Linked DNA regions of Homo sapiens: region 2 is linked to region 1. Evidence: chromatin loops called from intact Hi-C (ENCODE). Cell type or tissue: Calu3. All regions are shown on one strand. Each heading gives the region's core, and the rest is flanking DNA. Links, peaks and the distances in the headings are about the cores only.

Region 1 (10,500 bases), core at 4,868-7,367:
GTCCACACAATGCCCAGGGCTGCATGTGGCCATGGAGCATTTGAAATGGGTCTAGCGCAACTGAGAAGTTAAGTTTGTTTGATTTCAATTAATTTAAGTAGTCATGTGTGGCTAGTGACTACCATATTGGAAAACACAACTGTATACATCATAGAAATGTCAGCTTGGCTGTGTGTGGTGGCTCACGCCTGTAATCCCAGCACTTTGGAAGGCTGAGGCATGTGGATCACTTGAGGTCAGGAGTTTGAGGTCAGCCTGACCAACATGGTGAAACCCCATCTCTACTAAAAATACAAAAATTAGCCAGGTGTGGTGGCACATGCCTGTGGTCCCAGCCACTTGGGAGGTTGAGGCAGGAGAATTGCTTGAACCCGAGAGATGGAGGCTGCAGTGAGCCAAGATTGTGCCACTGCACTGCAGCCTCCAGTGTGGGTGACAGAGCAAGACTCCGTCTCAAAAAAAGAAAGAAAAAATAAAAAAAGCATCAACTGTTAGCAAAGTATTTTTAGAAAATTTAGAGACATATTTTGATTTTTCCCTTTTTATAAGCATCTTAGAGCTAAAACTCTGCTTATCAGGCTAATTATTATATATCAAGTGATTAAATGCCAGGACCATTTATTAAGGCTAAAATTTGGACTTAAGACTTTTACTAATCCACGAGTAATCTACCCATGACTGTTCATGACTATCCCAAAGCTGGATGTTGTCTGTCTCTGGGCCCTGTGTGCTCGCATGCGCGTGTGTGGTGTGTGTGTGCGTGTGTGTGTGTGTGTGCGCACGTGCACGCATTTACCAAATGCAGGTGTGTCCTCCTACTCAGAAGTTTGCATGTTAGTAACATCAAGTCATAGATGCTTGCTGAAGTCACCACATTTGAACAAAACCAAACTGGGATGGAGACTATAATATTAATTTCTGTTTTTCCTTCTCCAGAAGGTCAGTGCACCAGATATTCTGAAACCTCTCAATCAAGAGGATCCCAAATGCTCTACTAACCCTATTTTGAAGCAACAGAATCTCCCATCCAGTCCGGCACCCAGTACCATATTCTCTGGAGGTTTTAGACACGTGAGTCTCATTCCAATGCTCTTTTTTTGTTTTTTTGTTTTTTGTTTTTTTGGAAAGCATAATGTACAAGTCCTTATTTCAATTACTCCTATTTGAAGGTCCTTATTTTTGGAGAACAGCAAGGCATTTTATTATCCATCCTTCCATTCCTTAAAGGCTTCCACAGGTTTTAGTAAAGTTGCGTTATCCTCAGGCCTGTGTCTTGGAGTTACTCCAGGTGTGTCAGCAGATTCATTATCAATCCACTCCACCAGTGCTCTGTAGCTTTCTATAATGCAGCATTCTGCAACTCGCGTAAACAGATAGGGCAGGAGGGCGCCGGTCAGCTTCTTCCAAGTGGTTGGAGCTGCGTTAGGCATGCAAGCCACTGACAGTGTCGCAGTCCACGTGTGTGTCCAATCTCATGTGTTAAAATCTTACAGGATCAATGTAGTGAAACATTAGTTCTTTCCAGAATGTAATAGTTATCAAAAATTGAATAGTCAGTTGAAGATGTTTTCTGTCACTTCCTCCCTTTGCCTTCATAGCACAAGCTATAAAAATCACTGCCATACTTAGCAAAGCTGAATATCCCTACACCATCTGTCAAAGAGGCCTGTCCAAAGACAAAATTTCAGGAGTCTCTTGGGTAAAGATCAATCATTGTTATCCCCATGACACAGGCGTCTTCAGGTTTCTTCTTTTTTAAGAACTTCAAGATGTCCCCTGCATGAACTTGTAGGCTTTGTTTGTGAATTATCATTGGCTCTAAAGGAACACCTCATTGCAGAAACAGGAACCAGTTCTAGGAGGTTTGCTCTCAAGCCGTAGAATTATGCCTCCCAATAGGCCTTGAGCCATTTCATAGATTCTTCATTGATAATTCTGGTGTTTCCTAGAGATCCAGCGGACTGAATATAAATACTCATTTGTCTGGAGAGAGTGTCTTTCTGTAAGGGCCACTGAAGAACTGTTCAAAGTCTTGGGGAGCCTCTGGATGGGAAGTGATCTAATATGATTGGGAATGCAAAGTAATGGGTCCAAAGAGATCACTGGCTGGCTGGAAGCCTTCGTTCATTCAGCACTGTTTTCCCCAGCATCTAATTTCCCATACTGTGACACAAGGCCTGGGATCTTTGAGATGGAGATGTTTTCAGTGTCTGTTCAGAGTGCCATACTGTTTGCATAATGACAGATCTCTTCTGTTAACATCGTGTTCCTAGGTTGAACTTTCTTTTTTTTTTTTTTTTTGAGACAGAGTATTGCTCTGTCACCCAGGCTAGAGTGCAGTGGCGCGATCTTGGCTCACTACAAGCTCCGCCTCCCAGGTTCACGTCATTCTCCTGCCTCAGCCTCCCAAGTAGCTGGCACTACAGGCGCCCGCCACCACACCCGGCTAATTTTTTTGTATTTTTAGTAGAGACGGGGTTTCACCATGTTAGCCAGGATGGTCTCGATCTCCTGACCTCGTGATCCACGTGCCTCGGCCTCCCAAAGTGCTGGGATTACAGGCGTGAGCCACCATGCCCAGCTGAACTTTCTTTATTTTAATTTTATTTATTTATTTATTTTTTGAGATGGAGTCTTACTGTGTTGCACAGGCCAGAGTGCAGGCTGGTGCCATCTCAGCTCACTGCAGCCTCCGCCTCCCAGTTCAAATGATGGTCATGCCTGTCTCCTGAGTAGCTGGGATTACAGGCGCCCACCACCACGTCTGGCTAATTTTTGTATTTTTAGTAGAGATGAGTTTCACCACGTTGGCCAGGCTGGTCTCGAACTCTTGACCTCAAGTGATCTGCCTGCCTCGACCTCCCAAAGTGCTGAGATTACAGGCATGAGCCACCGCACCCGGCCTAGAACTTTCATTCTTCCTTTTAAATGGGTCAAACAGGTGTTCGGCCATGAGGCTTTATTAGGAAGAAGGCATCCTTCTGAGGTTTTTACCTTATAAGGATGGACATAGCTGGGCCTGGCCGGAAAAGTGTTGTGGAGGGAATCTTCACCCACCAGGCCTCGAGGCCACCCGCCCACCTCCCATGGCCGTTCTCATGTGCGTGTCTCATCCAAGTACTCTTTTTTTTTTTTGAGATGAAGTCTCCCTCTGTTGCCCAGGCTGGAGTGCAGTGGCACGATCTCAGCTCACTGTGACCTCCGCCTCCCAGGTTCAAGCAATTCTCCTGCCTCAGCCTCCCGAGTAGCTGGGATTACAGGCATGAGCCACTGTCCCCAGCCCCAACTACTCTTGATATGTGCGGCATGGTTATGACATCAGTAGACAAGGGGAGGGATGAGCTGTCGCCTTGTGAGAGAAACTGGAATGTGACAATAGAACTTGGAAGTGATATTTTACTTAGGTTGGGATTTGGGGAAACCCTTGCTATACTTTGAGAGTGGTTTTCTTTTTTACATCTTATGATGAACATTTTCATACATATGGGAGTAATAATAAATATTGGTGTCTTTTGATTTTGTGTTTTTATAATTTTGATGAAGTCTGATTTGGCAGCATGTTCTTTTACGGTTAAGTCTGTGTCTCGTCCATCTGCAAGTCATGAAGATATTCTCCCATGTTTTCATCTAGAAATTTAGAAAAGTTTAGCTTTTACCTTCAGGGCTGTGCTCCAGCTCGTTACTATTTTTGTGTGTGAGTGAATGGTGTAAGGTAGAGATTGGGGCTCATTTTTTTCCATATGGATATTTAGTCAACCTAATACCACTTGTTAAAAAAAAAAAGAAAAAAAAAGACTGTTGTATCCCACAGTGACTTTGGCATCTTGGTTGGAAATCAAATGTCCACATAAGTGTGGATCTCCTTATGGACTCTCTGTTCTGCTCCAGTGATCTCTTCGTCTGTCCTTATGCCAAGACCACACTATCCTGAGTACTGTATCTTTGTAGTAAGTCTTGAAGTTGGATATTATAAGTCTTCCAATTTGGTTCTTCTTTTTCAAGATTGCTTTGTGATGTTTTAAATGTATTCTCTGTGTATAGGTAGGCATTTTAATTCATTCGTTCATTCATTTGTTTATTAAAAAACATTAAGGCCGGGCGCGGTGGCTCATGCCTGTAATCCCAGCACTTTGGGAGGCCAAGGCGGGTGGATCATGAGGTCAGGAGATCGAGACCATCCTGGCTAACAAGGTGAAACCCCTTCTCTACTAAAAATACAAAAAATTAGCCGGGCGCGGTGGCGCCACTGCACTCCAGCCTGGGTGGCTAACATGGTGAAACCTCGTCTCTATTAAAAAAATATAAATAAATAAAACACAAAAAATTAGCCAGGCGTGATGGCAGGCGCCTGTAGTCCCAGCTACTCAGGAGGCTGAGGCAGGAGGCTGAGGCAGGAGGATGGAGTGAACCTGGGAGGTGGGGCTTTCTGTGAACCAAGATCACGCCACTGCACTCCAGCCTGGGCGACAGAGCGAGACTCTGTCTCAAAAAACAAATAAACAAAAAACATTGAGTGTTTACTTTTTTGCCTAGAATTGTGACGCATGGTATAATAGGTGGATTCTTGGGTGAGGGGCCATAATGCTTCAATTAACACTTGTGTTAGTCCATCCATGTTGCTGTAACAAAATATCACAGGCTGGGTAATTTATAAACAATAGAAATTTATTTTTCATGGTCCTAGACACTGGGAAGTTCAGGATCTCAAGGCATGGACAGGACTGGTGTCTAGTGGTCTGCTCCTCATAGATGGCTCTAAGTCTCTTCCTCACATGGTGAAAAGGATGGAAGGGCAAGAGGGTCCAGTGCTGTGTGCAGCCTCTTATAAAGGCCTGAATCCCATTCACTAGAGCCCCACCCTCATGACTTATTCAGTTCCCAGAGGCCCCACCTCTTCATACTATCACATTGGCAATTACATTTCAACATGTGGATACTTGGATCTTTCAAGCTGCCTGCTTAGCCCCTTTCCAAGTGTACTGTACTTTACTTTCTTTTTCTTTTTTTTTTTTTTTTTTGAGACAGAGTCTCGCTTTGTCACGTAGGCTGGAGTTTAGTGGTGCGATCTCAGCTCACTGCAAGCTCCGCCTCTCTGGTTCACGCCATTCTCCTGCCTCAGCCTCCTGAGTAGCTGGGACTACAGGCGCCCGCCACCACGCCCGGCTAATCTTTTGTATTTTTAGTAGAGACAGGGTTTCACCGTGTTAGCCAGGATGGTCTTGATCTCCTGACCTTGTGATCCGCTCGCCTTGGCCTCCCAAAGTGCTGGGATTACATATATAAGCTACTGCACCCGGCCAACGTTTTTTTTTTAAAGTTTCCTTTTTTTTGTTAAAGGATAATAATAAATGTTAAAAATAATAATTTCTTTTAAAGACTTTCTTCAAGCCTCCTTGCTTTGTGCTCATAACTCTTTGTTAAGCCCTATCCTATGTAGCTGTTAGATACAAAGGAATAAGTACATTCTGTGTCCTTGTACTTTAACCAAGATATTTGTGCTGAATATGCTCACAGGCACATTCCAGCTTGCAGCCTATGCCCCTTCCTTATTTGGAAATACTACTTTTCTAAGTCCTTTTGCAAGCAACTTCCTCTTTTCCTTTGTTCTCTATTGCCTATACCTATTTTTAAAAGTTTTAAATTATTAGCCAGTCAGGTTTTAGATTGTAAGGTCTGGCTCCAGCCAATGGAGACAAAACACAGCAGCGGGGACAAGCTGCGTAAAGGATAAAAATTGCTTCCCTCCATTGTTCAGGTGTGCTGTCGTCATTGTTCCATCTGTAAGGAGCACCCTTTCTGCAGAAAGTAAAATTGCCCTGCTAAAAAAACTTTTTGTCTAAATGCTAATTTTTCCTTATAGTAGTAAGGAACAAGCATTCTGTTTCTAAATAAACATTTTACTTATAACAAAATGGTGGCCCGTACGGGGATACACTCCTCCAGGGGCGGTCTCTAGTCCTCTCTCATGAGGAGGCGCCCCACTGCCTCGTTGCGGTGGCCTCTGGGGTAAGGAATCGAGACCCACCCTGTGTGACGAATAAACCTGGACTCTCAGCAACGCGGAAAGAAAGCAGCCAGTAACCTGGAGTGCAGGGTCCTCACATACCACGCGGGCCAGGTAACCTCATGCATAAGACAAGGAAGGAAATACCGGAGGAGCTGGTAAAATATTTCCTTGGTGGTCAGGACTAAGGAAAGAAAAGCTGCGGGGCGGTAAAGCATTCCTTGGTTAGGACATACCTAGGTAAGAGAAACCGCAGGGGCGGTAAAGCATTCCTTAGGACTGAAGAAAGAAAAGCCGCCAGGGGGCGGGTCGGGGTGGGGCGGTGAAGTATTCCTTAGTCAGGATGTCTTAAGGGTTAAAAAGAGGTGAAAAGTCCCCATTAGGGGGGAGATTAAACATCACACAAACCTCCAGTAGTAAAAAAGATATTCGGGCCGGGCGTGGTGGCTCACGCCTGTAATCCCAGCACTTTGGGAGGCTGAGGCAGGTGGATCACGAGGTCAGGAGATCGAGACCATCCTGGCCAACAAAGTGAAACCATGTCTCTACTAAAAATACAAAAAATTAGCCGGGCATGGTGGCGGGCGCCTGTAATCCCAGCTACTCGGGAGGCTGAGGCAGGAGAATAGCTTGAACCCGGGAGGCGGAGGTTGCAGTGAGCCGAGATCACACTATTGTACTCCAGCCTGGGCCACAGAACAAAACTCCATCTCAAAAAAAAACAAAACAAAAAAACTAAAAGTCTTTTAGCACAGGTCCTACCCCTAGAATTTCCAGCACAACAGCACCACCCTGGGGACCACGTCCTCATCAAAAAATAAAAAGAAAAAAAACTCAAGCTAGCCTAGGAAGGACCCTACCTTGTGCTGCTAACCACCAAGACTGCCTTTGCACAGCAAAAAAAGGATGGACACATCATACCCAAGTCAAAAAAGCATCATCACCTTCAGAATCATGGGCCATTGTTCCAAAGTTATCTCTCTTTTTCTTTTCTTCCCTTTACTTCCCATCTTATAACTAATTTTTGTTGTCGTTGTTGTTGAGATGGTGTCTCGCTCTGTCACCCAGGCTGGAGTGCAGGGGTGCAATCTCAGCTCACTGCAAGTTCTGCCTCCCGGGTTCACGCCATTCTCCTGCCTCAGCCTCCCAAGTAGCTAGGACTACAGGCGCCCGCCACCATGCCTGGCTAATTTTTTGTATTTTTAGTAGAGACGGGGTTTCACCGTGTTAGCCAGGATGATCTTGATCTCCTGACCTCATGATCCACCCACCTTGGCCTTCCAAAGTGCTGGGATTACAGGCGTGAGCCACCGTGCCTGGCCAACATAACTAAATCTAACTCACCTCAAGTTATTACTTTTAATGCCTGTTTAATTATGCCTTATAAAGATTTACATAACCAAAAACAGCTTACTACTTCAGAAAAATATCTCTGTCCCTCTTGGACTTCCTCAAATTAGGAAGACATAGTAAGTTCCTTTAAGAATACTAGTAATCCAGAGAATAGTAGCTGTATTAGTAAAAATCAGACTCTTGTCCTTCTGAAACAAAATCTCTATGTTCTGCTTAGTCTAATGTCCTATACAACACTAAAGGTTTAAAATAGACTGCTTCCATAGGTCTTTGTCAGTCCTTAAATCCATATATCCATTTCACCAAAAGAATTACTCCTTCTAGTTGTCAATCTCCTTCAACCACTCCATCAATCACTCCTCCCAAGCACAAGGACAAGACTGAAGTCTCTATAGTAAAGGTGAAAAACCTAAGGCAAACGATAGCAATGAAGACAAGGTATCAAAATATAAATGCCTGGCTAAAATGGATTAAATATTCCATCCGCACTCTAAATAAAAGCGACTGTTACGCGTGTGCGCACGGTAGGCCAGAGGCCCAGCTTGTCCCCTTTCCACTCGGACAGTCCTCTAATCGACAAGACGTAGACTGCATAGTAGGTCCTTTTCAAAATCCCACAGCCTAGGATAGTAAACTGTGCCAGACTCTCTCTGCTATTTCCTAAAGTGCAGTACCCTGCAGGTCAGCCCTCAAGGGCCATCCAGCCTCCATCTTCCAAGACCAGTTTTACCTCGTGTCTCCAATGACGAAGGAAAAATTTGGCGTACCTTAAAGACTTAATAGGATGCAGTAACGTCAGGCACTTCCAAGAGCTAACCCATCAGTCCACCCTTATTCATCTCCAAGTGAACGTATGTTAGTATTGTAAAAAACCTTTACTAGACACTCTGCCAAATAATTAAAGCAGTACTTATGCTGTAGTTCAATTGGCTATCCCTTTTACCCTGGCATTTCATCAACCAAAAAAACTCTTTCTTTTAAAAACTCAAGCAAAACAGCTAAGCCAAAACATGTTTTAAAAGTTTAAAAAGAAAAAAAAAAAAAACACTGTAAAATCAAAAGGAGGGAATTGTAGAAAGTAAAAAGTTTCCTTTTCAGTTTCCTTTCTGGTAATAATAATAATGTTAAAAATAATAATTTCTTTTAAAAACTAACTTCCTTCAAGCCTCCTTGCTTTGTGCTAATAACTCTTTGTTAAGCCCTATCCTATGTAGCTGTTAGATATAGAGAAATAAGTACGTTCTGTGTTCTTGTACTTGAATGAAGATATTTGTGCTGAATATGTTCACAGGCACATACAGCTCGCAGCCTATGCCCCTTCCTTATTTGGAAATATTATTACTTTTCTAAGTCCTTTCACAAGCAACTTTCTCTTTTCCTTTATTCTCTATTGTCTATACTTTTTTTATTTTTTATTTTTTGAGATAGAGTCTTGCTCTGTCACCAAGGCTTGAGTGCAGTGGCCCAACCTCAGTTCACTGCAAGCTCCGCCTCCCAGGTTCACGCCATTCTTCTGCCTCAGCCTCCCTAGTAACTGGAACCACAGGTGCCCGCCACCACGCCCGGCTAATTTTTCTGTATTTTCAGTAGAGACAGGGTTTCACTGTGTTAGCCAGGATGGTCTTGATCTCCTGACCTCGTGATCCGCCCTCCTCGGCCTCCCAAAGTGCTGGGATGACAGGCGTGAGCCACCGTGCCCGGCCACCTCTACCTATTTTAAAAAGTTTTAAGTTGTTAGCCAGTCAGGTTTTAATTTAAATTGTAAAGTCTGGCTCCAGCCAGTGGAAACAAGACACTGTAGCAAGGCCAAGCTGTGTAAAGGATAAAAATTGCTTCCCTCCATTGTTCAGGTGTGCTCTCGCCATTGTTCCATCTCCAAGAAGCACCCTTTTGGCCGGGCGCGGTGGCTCACGCCTGTAATCCCAGCTCTTTGGGAGGCCGAGGAGGGCGGATCACGAGGTCAGGAGATCAAGACCATCCTGGCTAACACGGTGAAACCCCGTCTCTACTAAAAATACAAAAAAATTAGCCAGGCGTGATGGCGGGCGCCTGTAGTCCCAGCTACTTGGGAGGCTGAGGCAGAATGGCGTGAACCTGGGAGGTGGAGCTTGCAGTGAGCCGAGATTGCGCCACTGCACTCCAGCATGGGCAACAGAGCGAGACCCTGTCTCAAAAAAAAAAAAAAAAAAAAAAGAAGCACCCTTTCTGCAAAAAGTAAAATTGCCTTGCTAAAAAAAACCTTTTTGTCTAAATGCTATAGTACCAAAAAACAAGCATTCTGTTTCTAAATAAACATTTTACTTATAATAGGGGTGGAGGGGTTGGGATGAGACTGTGCCTTCATAGACAGCCAGTGGGCCAGTTTCTACTAATCTGCCCAGGGTCCCACTAGATTGGAGTCTGAGCTCCTTCAAGGGCCAGAATCACATCCTTGTAGCCCTAGAAACCAACACATAGCCAAGTACGTGGGCTTGGATCCACCCCATGACAGCCGGTGGGATCCTGTGTGACCTGCCCACCACTCTGGCCCGACCTCACCAGCTCTCACCTACCCCATCGCTCATTCCACTCAGCTGCAGGGCCACTGACTGGTGCTGGGACCCCCAGACACATCCCACCTCCAGGCATTTCTGTACCCTTCCCTCCCAGACATCACAAGTCATGCAGTCCCTTCCTTTAAGGCTTTGTTCCAAGCCACCTTCTCAGGGAGCTCCCCCTGCCCCACTCCCCCCACCTGCTCTATGTTAATCCATGTCCTCACCACCCCGACATGCTATAGAGTTGGCTCATCTGTTGGGTATTGTCTGTGTCACCTCCCCACTAGACTCTAATTCCCAAGAGCTGTATCCAACACTTAAATGGCCTCAATAAATGTTTGTTGAGTGATTGGGTTAATCCTAATCATAGTTACCATTTATTGAAAGCCCAAGGCAGGTGCTTCACAGCTCAGTCATTCTCACAAAGATCTTGTTATGGAAGGTGCTGTTATCCCATTTCACAAATGAGGAACCTGAGGTTCACAGAGTTTAAAGCGACTTGCTGAGGTCCTGAGATGACTGTAGAACTCTGATTCAAACCAGGGGCCTGGGGAGTCCATACCGGGGAGTCCAGGCTTTTCACACTATCCCACAGGCGTTTTGTAC
Region 2 (10,500 bases), core at 4,070-6,569, 120 kb after region 1:
ATGGCTCATGTGTTTACAAGAGGAAATCTGGACAGACAGGTGCAGGCATGTGAAGACACAGGCAGAAGACGGTCATCTGCAAGCCGAGGTGAGAGACCTCAAAAGAAACCAACCTTGCCGACACTTTAATCTCAGACTTCTATTTGACAGGATGATGAGAACATAGATTTCTGTTGTTTCAGCCACCCAGTCTGTGGAATTGTGTTATGGCAGCCTGAGTAAACTAACACACAATCCAACCTGGCTAGCACTCCTACTCTCAAAGCCCAGGTTTCACTCAATAATTCCAAACCATGGTTCACTTCTTTTTTTAAAATTAGTATTATTATTTTTTGAGATGGAGTCTCACTCTGTCGCCCAGGCTGGAGTGCAGGGGAGCAATCTCAGCTCACTGCAACCTCTGCCGCCCAGGTCCAAGCAATTCTCCTGCCTCAGCCTCCCGAGTAGTTGGGATTACAGGCGCCAGCCACCACGCCCAGCTAATTTTTGTAGTTTTTAGTAGAGATGGGATTTCACCATCTTGGCTAGGCTGGTCTTGAACTCCTGACCTCGTGATCTGCCCGCCTTGGCCTCCCAAAGTGCTGTGATTACAGGTGTGAGCCACCGCGCTCGGCCATTTCACTTCTTATTAATCACGACCAGTGTTTCCTGAGCACTTACCACATGTCAGACATGGTACTAAGAATGTTATCAGTGTTATTTACTTAACCTGTACAAATAGAGATAGGGACTATTATGAACTTAATTTTTATAGAAAAGAAACCTGAGAGTAAGAGACATGAAGAAACTTGCCTGAGGTCATCCAGAAGGAAGAATAAGGAGTCAAGGTGTCTCCAAGGCAATGCCCTTCCACCCCGAGCACCTCTGTGCTGGCCTGAGAACATGTTCCAGGAGGCAGAGCCTCACTTCATGGTGGGGTCTGGGGCACAGCCAACACATCTGGGGGCTTAGATTATGAAGAAGTGAAGGTATCCCTTAAAGCAACTTTCCTAGTTTCTTGGATTGGCTTATGACTCTAGTTTCTTCTTAATTCTTGCAGAAATCATAACCCCTCTATTAACAGTATTAAGACTATGCCATGCTGGCCAGGCACGGTGGCTCACACCTGTAATCCTAGCACTTTGGGAGGCCGAGGCAGGCAGATCATGAGGTCAGGAGATCGAGACCATCCTGGCTAACACGGTGAAAGCCCGTCTCTACTAAACATACAAAAAAAAAATTAGCTGGGCGTGGTGGCGGGCGCCTGTAGTCCCAGCTACTCGGGAGGCTGAGGCAGGAGAATGGCATGAACCTAGGAGGCGGAGCTTGCAGTGAGCCGAGATCGCGCCACTGCACTCCAGCCTGGGCAACAGAGCAAGACTCCATCTCAAAAACAAAAACAAACAACAACAACAACAAACTGATCTTAAGTAGAGGAAAAGAAGATTGAAGATTGGAAGAAAATGACAGATCATCAAATCACAAAGAAATGGGGGAATGTGGAATCTGTCCTTGATGACTGCCACTGAATATTCACACTAACATCACAGTGAGGTCCCTGTTCATTTGTGCAGGAGAACATGTACAAACATTTAGGCAGAACATACGCAGAGTAGAGTATACAGACCTCTCCCTCCTGTTCAGGCTTTTAGCTGGCATTAGGGGTTTGAGACCTTGGAATGTTGTCAAAGAAAAACACACTTTAAAAGCCCGTTTCCAAAAGGGTGACAAACGGGACTGGATGATGTGTTTAACCTCATGAAATATTGAACTCTTGGATGTAAATCTGCCCATATCACTAGAGATGAAAGAGTTATTCCTGTTTTTATGTCTAATTGTGGAACTGGTGAAATTTGCATTTCCCTAGAATCACTGCCCCTGTTGATAGTTGAAACACACAGTTTTGAAGAACAGCAAATCATACTCTAAGAGGCAGTAGTCCCCTATGTCCTGTCGTTTTCCCTGTTTCTGCCTTCTATAGACACCCTTGCCACCACTCAGAAATGTTTGAGACTTTGTGGAGAAAGTAGACTGGTGAGAATTTCCTCGTACTTGGAAGGGTTAAGCACTGAGTCGATCTACAGCAAGTGGCACACCCAGTTTGAGGTCCACGAGGGTGAAGTAATTTATCTGTGAGTCATATCACTGAATACACTGTTCTATAGAATGTTGGTTAGCAACTCACTTCCAAACATCGTGGCCAATGGTTCTGTTAGACATAACATTTGAAAGTGAGATGAGTTGCTCATGTGGGCTTAGCAATAGGCAATGAAACGAATCTGGCATTGAAACAGACGTGGGTTTTTACAATGGGTTTAGACTGAAAAGAAGTGCTGTGTTGCATGAGTCCATCTTCACACTAAGCATGAAAGCCAGAGAAGGACCATCCGGTGCTCCTGGTGGAGACAGTGTCTCGGGACACTGCCTGTGAGGTTTTCAGGATAGGAAAAAGAAGAGAAAAGGAAACCCAGCCCCTTGGTTTTCTTGTTTTATAATGTGGCCATTTCAGAGGCTGTGACTATAGGATTAAATGCTTAGCAATTGGCAGGACTTTATATTGACTGGTGTTTAAAACTTAAAATTCAGTTATTCCAACCACAGATACTATTAAAAGAACTCTGGAGTCAAGAGGAATGAGCAGGCAAGAGGGTGAGGCTGTGTCTATGGCTGGAGGAAAGGTGTGATGAGTTGCTGTTTTGTTGCTAGGCAATAGGTTTTATGTGACAACAATTCCTTTCCTTTAAAGAACTAGAGTGCTCTTTTTGTTTAATGAAAGCATTAGATTTTCTTGGTACAAGAGGTACCCATTGAGTTTACGTGAATATGTGGTATTATAGTAAACAGTGCTTATGAAAGGGAATGCTATTCTATTTTTGAATTCTTTTGTTTTACATTGCCACCTCTAGAAATCATTTGCCTGAGGAGATGTGGTTTTTTCCTTTTCTCAAATGATTTCTGTTGTTTGGCTTGTCTGACTGTAAACCTCTAAATTACCCCCAGCTGTTATGAATGTGCTTCTGAATTTCTCAACAGATAGCATAGCATGTTTGTGTTTGGGGATGTTAGAAGATTTGCTTTTATAATTCCAAACTAGTTAACAAATCCTGATGTAAATATGTTATGGTATCTTCTATATTTCTTCTTTTATTGATCCTATTATAATGTAAAATGTTGTAGACTGCTTATGGTCACATTAAGACAGGGCCATATATCTCTTGCATCCTTATAGCCTTAATACCAATCTAACATAAAACTTGGCATATAGTTTATATCAATAAATGAACGGTTGTTGAATAAGTGAATGAATGGATGCACAAATCATTGATATACTGTTGCATTTTCCAGTGACGTGGATTTATTTATTTATTTATTTATTTATTATTTTGTTTTTGAGATGGAGTCTCGCTCAGTCTCCCAGGCTGGAGGGTAGTAGTACGATCTCAGCTTACAGCAACCTCTGCCTCCCCTGCCTCTCCGGTTCAAGCGATTCTCCTGCCTCAGCCTCCTGAGTAGCTGGTATTACAGGCATCTGCCACCATGCCCTGCTAATTTTTGTATTTTTAGTAGAAGATGAGGTTTCACCATGTTGGCCAGGCTGATGTAAAACTCCTGACCTCAAGTGATTCACCTGCCTCGGCCTCCCCAAGTGCTGGGATTACAGGCGTGAGCCACTGCGCCTGGCCTGATAATATTCTTCTATATTTTAGAGACCATGGAGTTAATTCTAAAAATGGAAAATACTTAGGCCTGAATACCAGCCCATAGGTTTACTATTTTTCCCTAAGGTAATGTCTTCTCCTTAAGCAGCATTAGAGCTTTGCTAACATGCCATCTAAAAATGTACCCCCCAAGCTGGGCTCAGTGGCTCACGCCTGTAATCCCAGCACTTTGGGAGGCCGAGGCAGGCAGATCACCTGAGGTTGGGAGTTTGAAACCAGCCTGACCAACATGGAGAAACCCCGTCTCTACTAAAAATACAAAATTAGCTGGGCATGGTGGCGCATGCCTGTAATTCCAGCTACTCGGGAGGCTGAGGCAGGAGAATTGTTTGAACCCGGGAGGCAGAGGTTGTGGTGAGCTGAGATCGCGCCATTGCACTCCAGCCTGGGCAACAAGAGCAAAACTCCGTCTCAAACAAACAAACAAACAAACAAACAAAAAAATGTATCCCCCCAAGAACAGGAAGAAGTGTCATGGAGGTCTTTTATTTTCAACAATATAGAAACATTTTTGGATGAACTTTGTCTCTCAGGTTTTGGAGAATTAAAATGCCTCCCTTATCCCATCCCTGCCACACTCTAGGACATTGATTCATGTTCCCAAAGAATAATGGTTAGCTTACTGTATGCCAGCTACTATTCTTAGCTCCTTACATGAACTAATCCTTTTAATCCTCACAACTACACTATGAAGCGGATGCTACTATTGTCCACTTTATGGGGGAAGAAACTGAGGCACAGAGAGGTTAGCTTGCCTCGGGACTCTGTCTCTGCTGAGATTGGAAGCAGAAGACTAGTTCCAGAATTCACACTCCTAACCCTACTACAACACCTGCTCTCAAACAGAGAAGGGAAAGGAAGTCCTGGCGTTTGCACTCTCCTTGATCTTGTGCTGGTCTGGTCTGGACATGGACCAAGGCTTGGGGGCCTTGCACACGTAAGTGAGTGCAGATGCCCGGCCCAGCCCCAGGGCTCCCTTGTCCTTGAGCTGGGGCCACGCTGAGGCTGAGGCTGGCCTCCATGGCTTGACTTGAGGCCACCTCCAGATCCACACCCTGAAAGCTTGGGACTGGCCTTCTCAGAGAATGGGGCAAAACACTCTGACGCCAACTACAACCATCACAAGGAGGTACATTCTCTGTAAGGGCAAGCCTGGGGCTGCACCCAAGTAGACTAGCAGACACTCATTACAGAGAGAATGTTCTGGCACTCTGGCCCTGCCAAAGGCTACCAGAACACAGAAGGCCCTTTCTTCCAAGGGGCCGAAGGAGGAGCAGGCACACACCATATGCCTCACTCACCACACGAAACCACACACCACATAGCACACACGCGTGCACCCTCATACCACACTGACCCTTCACCACACACACACCCATACACCTTCATGTCACACATACCACACACACAGATATACCACATGCACCCCATACACCCCACCACACACATACAAACACCACACCATATACACACACACACAGTACAACATACACACTCACACACCATATGCCACACACATATACTTTACACATATACATACCTCCAAACACACACCATGCACACACACGGTACACCATACACACACCACACACTATGCACACACCATGTACCACACACATACCCCTCCAACATCACATGAACACTACGCACCCTCCCCCATACCACACACATACACGCACACGTACCATGCACGCACACACACCACAATGTGCTGTTACTTAACAGGTTTGCCTTCCCACAACTCTATCAGCAAACCCTTCTGGAGGCGCAGCCCACACCTGCATTCCAAAGAACGCAAATCCCTTCCCTGCCCGATGAAAGGCCCCTCCCACAGTGAGTCACAGAAACTGCAGCCGAGCAGGCAGTGGTGGGCCCCACCCTTCTCACAGGAAGTGAGAAAGAGTAAATATGTAGTTTTTCTTTGAGGGCCAATGCACATGTTAAATGGGTGATTAAGAAGACAGAGAGCTGCTTAAAAGGTCATGGGAGAAGTACAATGTCTGGGGACTTGGCAGTAGCCTGGCAGAGACCGCAGGAATCCTATAGAGTCTTTTATGGACAGGGCTCTGAAATTCCAGAGCCTGCAGGAGGTACCTTCCCCTTTGACTCGGCGGGGCTGTACCACTAAGAATGCACTGAGCATTGGGTGCACTTGGGATACCTGAGCTGTGGGGCCAGAGAGGCAGCCCTAGGGGAGAATTCCGGAGTTGGGGCTGGGTTCTTTCAGCATAAAAAATCAAAGTGTCGCTTCTTTAATGAACCTCCCGGCAAGGTCTTCCCTGAAGACCTTGAACAAGTGTTCTTAAACAAGTGTTCCTTTATGCAATTAAAGGCCAGGGAAGCTGGGGTCTGAGAGGCCATGGAGCCATTGGGATAATAGTGACAGTTCGGCTACCATTCAACTGGGCTTCTGATGAATCATGCTGGGGGCAAGGACTCCAAATCACCAGCTCTACTCTATACTCGAATCAGTAGGCAGTTCAGACAGTCTTGGGGGATTTGGGCAAACGAACGCTCCACTTAGAATCTCTCCAGAAAGACAAAGGGGGTGCCTAACAAACAATTCAAGGACTGTGGGAAACCAATGATCATCAAGGGCTCAGTTGTACAGTGTAAACCAAAAAGTATCTGAGACAGGTCTCAATCAACTGAGAAGTTTATTTTGCCAAGGTTAAGGACAGGCCAGGGAGGAAGAAACACGGAATCACAGAAACAGTCTATGGTCTGTGTCGTTCTTCCAAGATGATGTTGAGGGCCTCGATGTTTAAAAGGGAAAAGTGGGCTGGAGAGGAAAGAGGAAGGGCATGGGAATCTACTTGTTGCAAGGGAAAAGGAGCAGGAAGAGGAACAATCAGTTACGTTTCCTCTAGCAGTCTGTAAATTGGTGCTTTACATAAGATGAGCATAGAGTTTAGCTGCCTGTGGTGGGGATATCTAGCCTTTTATCTGTAGCTATCTGCTTAGGCACAAACAGAAAGGCAGCTTCTTGCATGACTCAGCTTCTAGTTTAATTTTTTCCTGTTGCCAAGAAAAAACTGGGGTCCTGAGAGTTTTTCTTTTCCTTTCACAACAGGAAGAAACAAACTACAGAGCCCCTAGGTATACTGGGGCCACCTGGGGTCTTGTTAAAAATGTGCATTTGGGGGAGGGGCGGAGAGTCTGCGTTCCCCCCATGCAGTGCCCAGGCTGCTGCTCTGTAGGCCACACTTTGAATACTGAGAGTACCAGAGAGGACTTGGTGGTAGGGGGTGGTGGGTGGATTCTGGTACAGTTGGAGGGAGGAGGCTTCCTGGGGTGAGGGCACTGAGATGGGTCCTGGTGGTAAGATTGTGTGGGGAGGAGAATAAAGGTACCCCAGATCAACCTTGTGGGGCAACAAGTGACCTGACAAACTCCCATCATGTATGGCCACTGTCCCCCATTCAAGGCCAGGGACCGTTGGAGGAGTTGGAAAGTTAAGAGCTTGAAAACTGGATTCTGCCTCACTGGGAGGTTCACTGACATTTAGTCTTCTCTGAAAGATGGGCATAGTTATACCAATCCTACAGGAGTAGTGTGAAGATTAAATGAGATGACATATAAAGTGCTTAGGGCCTGGGGCAGCATAAGTGGTAGAATATTTGTTCATATTATTATTGTTATTATTATTAGCTGAAGCAATTTTTTTTTTTTTGAGATGGAGTTTTGCTCTTCTTGCCCAAGCTGGAGTGCAGTGGCACGATCTTGGCTCACTGCAACCTCTGCCTCCCAGGTTCAAGCAATTCTCCTGTCTCAGCCTCCCAAGTAGCTGGGATTACAGGTATGCGCCACCATGCCTGGCTAATTTTTTGTATTTAGTAGAGACGGGGTTTCACCACGTTAGGCAGGTCTGGAACTCCTGACCTCAGGTGATCCACCTGCTTCAGCCTCCCAAAGTGCTGGGATTACAGGCCTGCACCACCGCGCCCGGCCCTCCTGTTGACTTCTTTTTTTTCTTTTTTTGAGACGGCGTCTCACTCTGTTGCCCAGACTGGAGTGCAGTGGCACGATCTCAGCTCACTGCAACCTCTGCCTTCTGGGCTAAAGCAATTCTCCTGCCTCAACCTCCCGAACAGCTGGTATTACAGGCATGTGCCACCACGCCCAGCTAATTTTTTTTATTTTTAGTAGAGACGGGGTTTCACCATGTTGGCCAGGCTGCTCTTGAACTCCTGATCTCAGGTGATCCACCCGCCTCGGCCTCCCAGAGTGCTGGGATTACAGGCCTGAACCACCATGCCCGGCCTTCCTGTTTACTTCTGAGCCCTGGGCCAACATACTTCAGAACAGAAGGCCCCTGGTGGCTGGAGGGGCTCTCTTCTCCCTCTTCATGGCCCTGAAGGGGCGGGGCAGTGGTGACACTGAGAGGGACAGGAGAATTGGACCTGCCTTGACAAGACGGCAGCAAGGCCTCATTCCCTGGGGCCTAGAAGAAGGTGACTGCGCTGGGCATACACAGGGGAGAGGATTCAGAGTATTCAAGACGAATATATTGGGTAGAAAAAGTTATTTAAAATATTTGAAACAAGTCTCATTTTTACACTGAAATGTCACAGTCCTTCAGGCTCTCTGTTTTAGCCAAAGGACATCAGGACATGGTCTTACCCGAGATATAGCCAGATTCAGTATAGGTACTTCTTAGTGTTAGGTGTTCTAATGCCTGTGTCCTGCCCCAGCCCTCCATGAGAGCCAAGAGCTGTGCTGAATAGAATTGCTGAGCCCTTGCAGAAGAGGGTGTCATATTTTCCAAATATTCCCTTTGCAAGATAAACTAGCCAGAAGGTAGGAGGTGTCAGGCAGCGCCGAGCACCGGCTGGGCCAGACCTCTGGAAGAGCAACTGGGAATGTTGATTACAGGGCAAGAATCTAAACAGCAGTGATTTATTTTCCAAAGTTGCTGGCACTTTTTAATCCCTTTTTCTCTCTTCCTCTTCCCTTTAACAGGGCAGAGCAAACAATCTTCAGGCCAATGCAATGCTTTGTGGGTTTTTTGCATTGATTTGTACATGAAACCATGTTTTTTTTTTTTTTTTGAGATGGAGTCTTGCTCTGTCGCCCAAGCTGGAGTGCAGTGGCACGATTTCAGCTCACTGCAACATCCACCTCCCGGGTTCAAGCGATTCTCTTGCCTCAGCCTCCTGAGTAGTTGGGATTACAGGTATCCACCACCATGTCTGGCTAATTCTTGTATTTTTAATAGAGATGAGATTTCACCATGTTGGCCAGGCTGGTCTCGAACTCCTGGCCTCAGGTGATCCTCCTGTCTTGGCCTCCCAAAGTGTTCGGATTACAGATGTAAGCCTCTGCTCCTGGCCTGAAACCATGAATTTTTTATGTGGCCATTATTATTTTATAAATGCTGCTTTCTTTCTCTATCTGTTCTTTTCAGTACTTAGCCAGCGTGCAGAGAAGCTTCCCAGTTAGGAGGTGAAGAAACACAAGGCTGCACTGGATGCGGAGGCTCCCACCTGGAATCCCAGCACTTTGGGAGGCCAAGGCTGGAGGATTGCTTGAGCCCAGGAGTTCAAAACCAGCCTGGGCAACATAGTGAGAACCTGTCTCTACAAAAAATAAAAATTACCTGGGTGTGATGGTGCACGCCTGTAGTCTCAGCTACCTGAAGGACAGAGGTGGGAGAATGGCTTGAGACCAGGAGATTGAGGCTGCAGTGAGTAGAGATCACGCTACTGCATTCCAGCCTGGGAGACAGAGCAAGACCTTGTCACAAAACAAAACAAAACAAAACAAAACAAAACAAAACAAAACAAAAAAAACACAAGGCCACCCTTCCTCACGATGCCGCAGGTCCCCTCCCCTTCTCTCAGCATGGCTGGAGAGCCCCTCAACTGTGGCCTGCTGTCCTTGATCCAGTGCCCCACGCTGCCCCACCCTTCTGGGGAGCCCACCTCAAAGAGAACTCCCTGGAGGCTCCTACAGTGGCCTCCGGCTGACCAAAGTGTGCTGTGGGCAGAAGCCCCTGCCTCCCTCACCATGTACTTCCTCATCCCAGATCTCAGTCCCTCAAGGGCCAGGCAGGTGTCATCCAAGACGACAAGCCATCTCAGTCTCATGTACTGTGGGGAGAAGACCTCCCAGAGCCCTCTACCCTCTCCTTGAGTCATACATGCTTTTTTTTTTTTTTTTTTTTTTGAGACGGAGTCTCATTTGTTTGCCCAGGCTGTAGTGAAGTGGCAGGATCTCAGCTCACTGCAACCTCCACCCTCTGGATTCATGTGATTTTCCTGCCTCAGCCTCTTGAGTAGCTGGGACTACAGGAATCCGCCACCATGCCCGGCTATTTTTTTTTTTTTTTTTGTATTTTTAGTAGAGACAGGGTTTTGCCATGGTGGCCAGGCTGGTCTCGAACTCCTGACCTCAGGTGATCCACCCGCCTTGTCCTCCCAAAGTGCTAGAATTACAGGTGTGGGCCACTGCGCCTGGCCCATACATGCATTTTAACAGCTACATTCATGGATGCATTTAGCAAGCAACCTGGCTTCACATGCAAGGCACAGTGCTAGGAATTAGGTCTACAGGGATGAGCAAGATGTGGACCCCGCCTCTGCTGTCTCCAGGCCACTAGGGACGATGGTCGGGGAATAGACCACTGAGATTGAAGTGATGAAAGTCTCAAGGAAAGAACAGGGAGGCAGAGGTTGCAGTGAGCCAAGATTGCGCCACTGCACTCCAGCCTGGGCGACAGAGCGAGACTCTGTCTCAAAACAAAACAAACAAACAAAAAAAGAACTCTGGCATTCCACTGAACACGTTCTCCTTCAAAACT

What was found. Hi-C counts contacts between places; a loop is a spot of excess contacts. Peaks named below come from ENCODE experiments on the same cell type or tissue, not always from the same donor. Only the 100,000 strongest peaks of a DNase experiment are listed, where the experiment ranks them.
Region 2: it touches region 1 in a loop (6-fold over the local background); 2 of 110 quality-filtered maps call a loop at or near these places.

What each region holds. Positions count from the first base shown.
Region 1 is chr6:158,724,567-158,735,066 of GRCh38, forward strand. SYTL3 (synaptotagmin like 3) reads left to right here. Exons shown (of 18, transcript NM_001242394.2): 11 at 937-1,071. It also overlaps the pseudogene AMZ2P2. Among named protein-coding and RNA genes, the nearest start is that of MIR3918, 35 kb to the right of the region's middle. RefSeq lists enhancers at 5,515-6,015, 5,595-6,794. In Calu3, for the core only: no CTCF peak of the experiment used is centred there; a DNase peak (open chromatin) is centred at 6,145.
Region 2 is chr6:158,847,957-158,858,456 of GRCh38, forward strand. LOC124901448 (a long non-coding RNA gene) reads left to right here and starts at 5,632. Exons shown (of 2, transcript XR_007059836.1): 1 at 5,632-5,788; 2 at 9,106-9,311. It also overlaps the pseudogene OSTCP1. RefSeq lists enhancers at 4,691-5,216, 5,217-5,742, 5,317-5,366, 5,647-5,756, 5,743-6,266 and 3 more. In Calu3, for the core only: no CTCF peak of the experiment used is centred there; DNase peaks (open chromatin) are centred at 4,955, 5,525 and 5,795.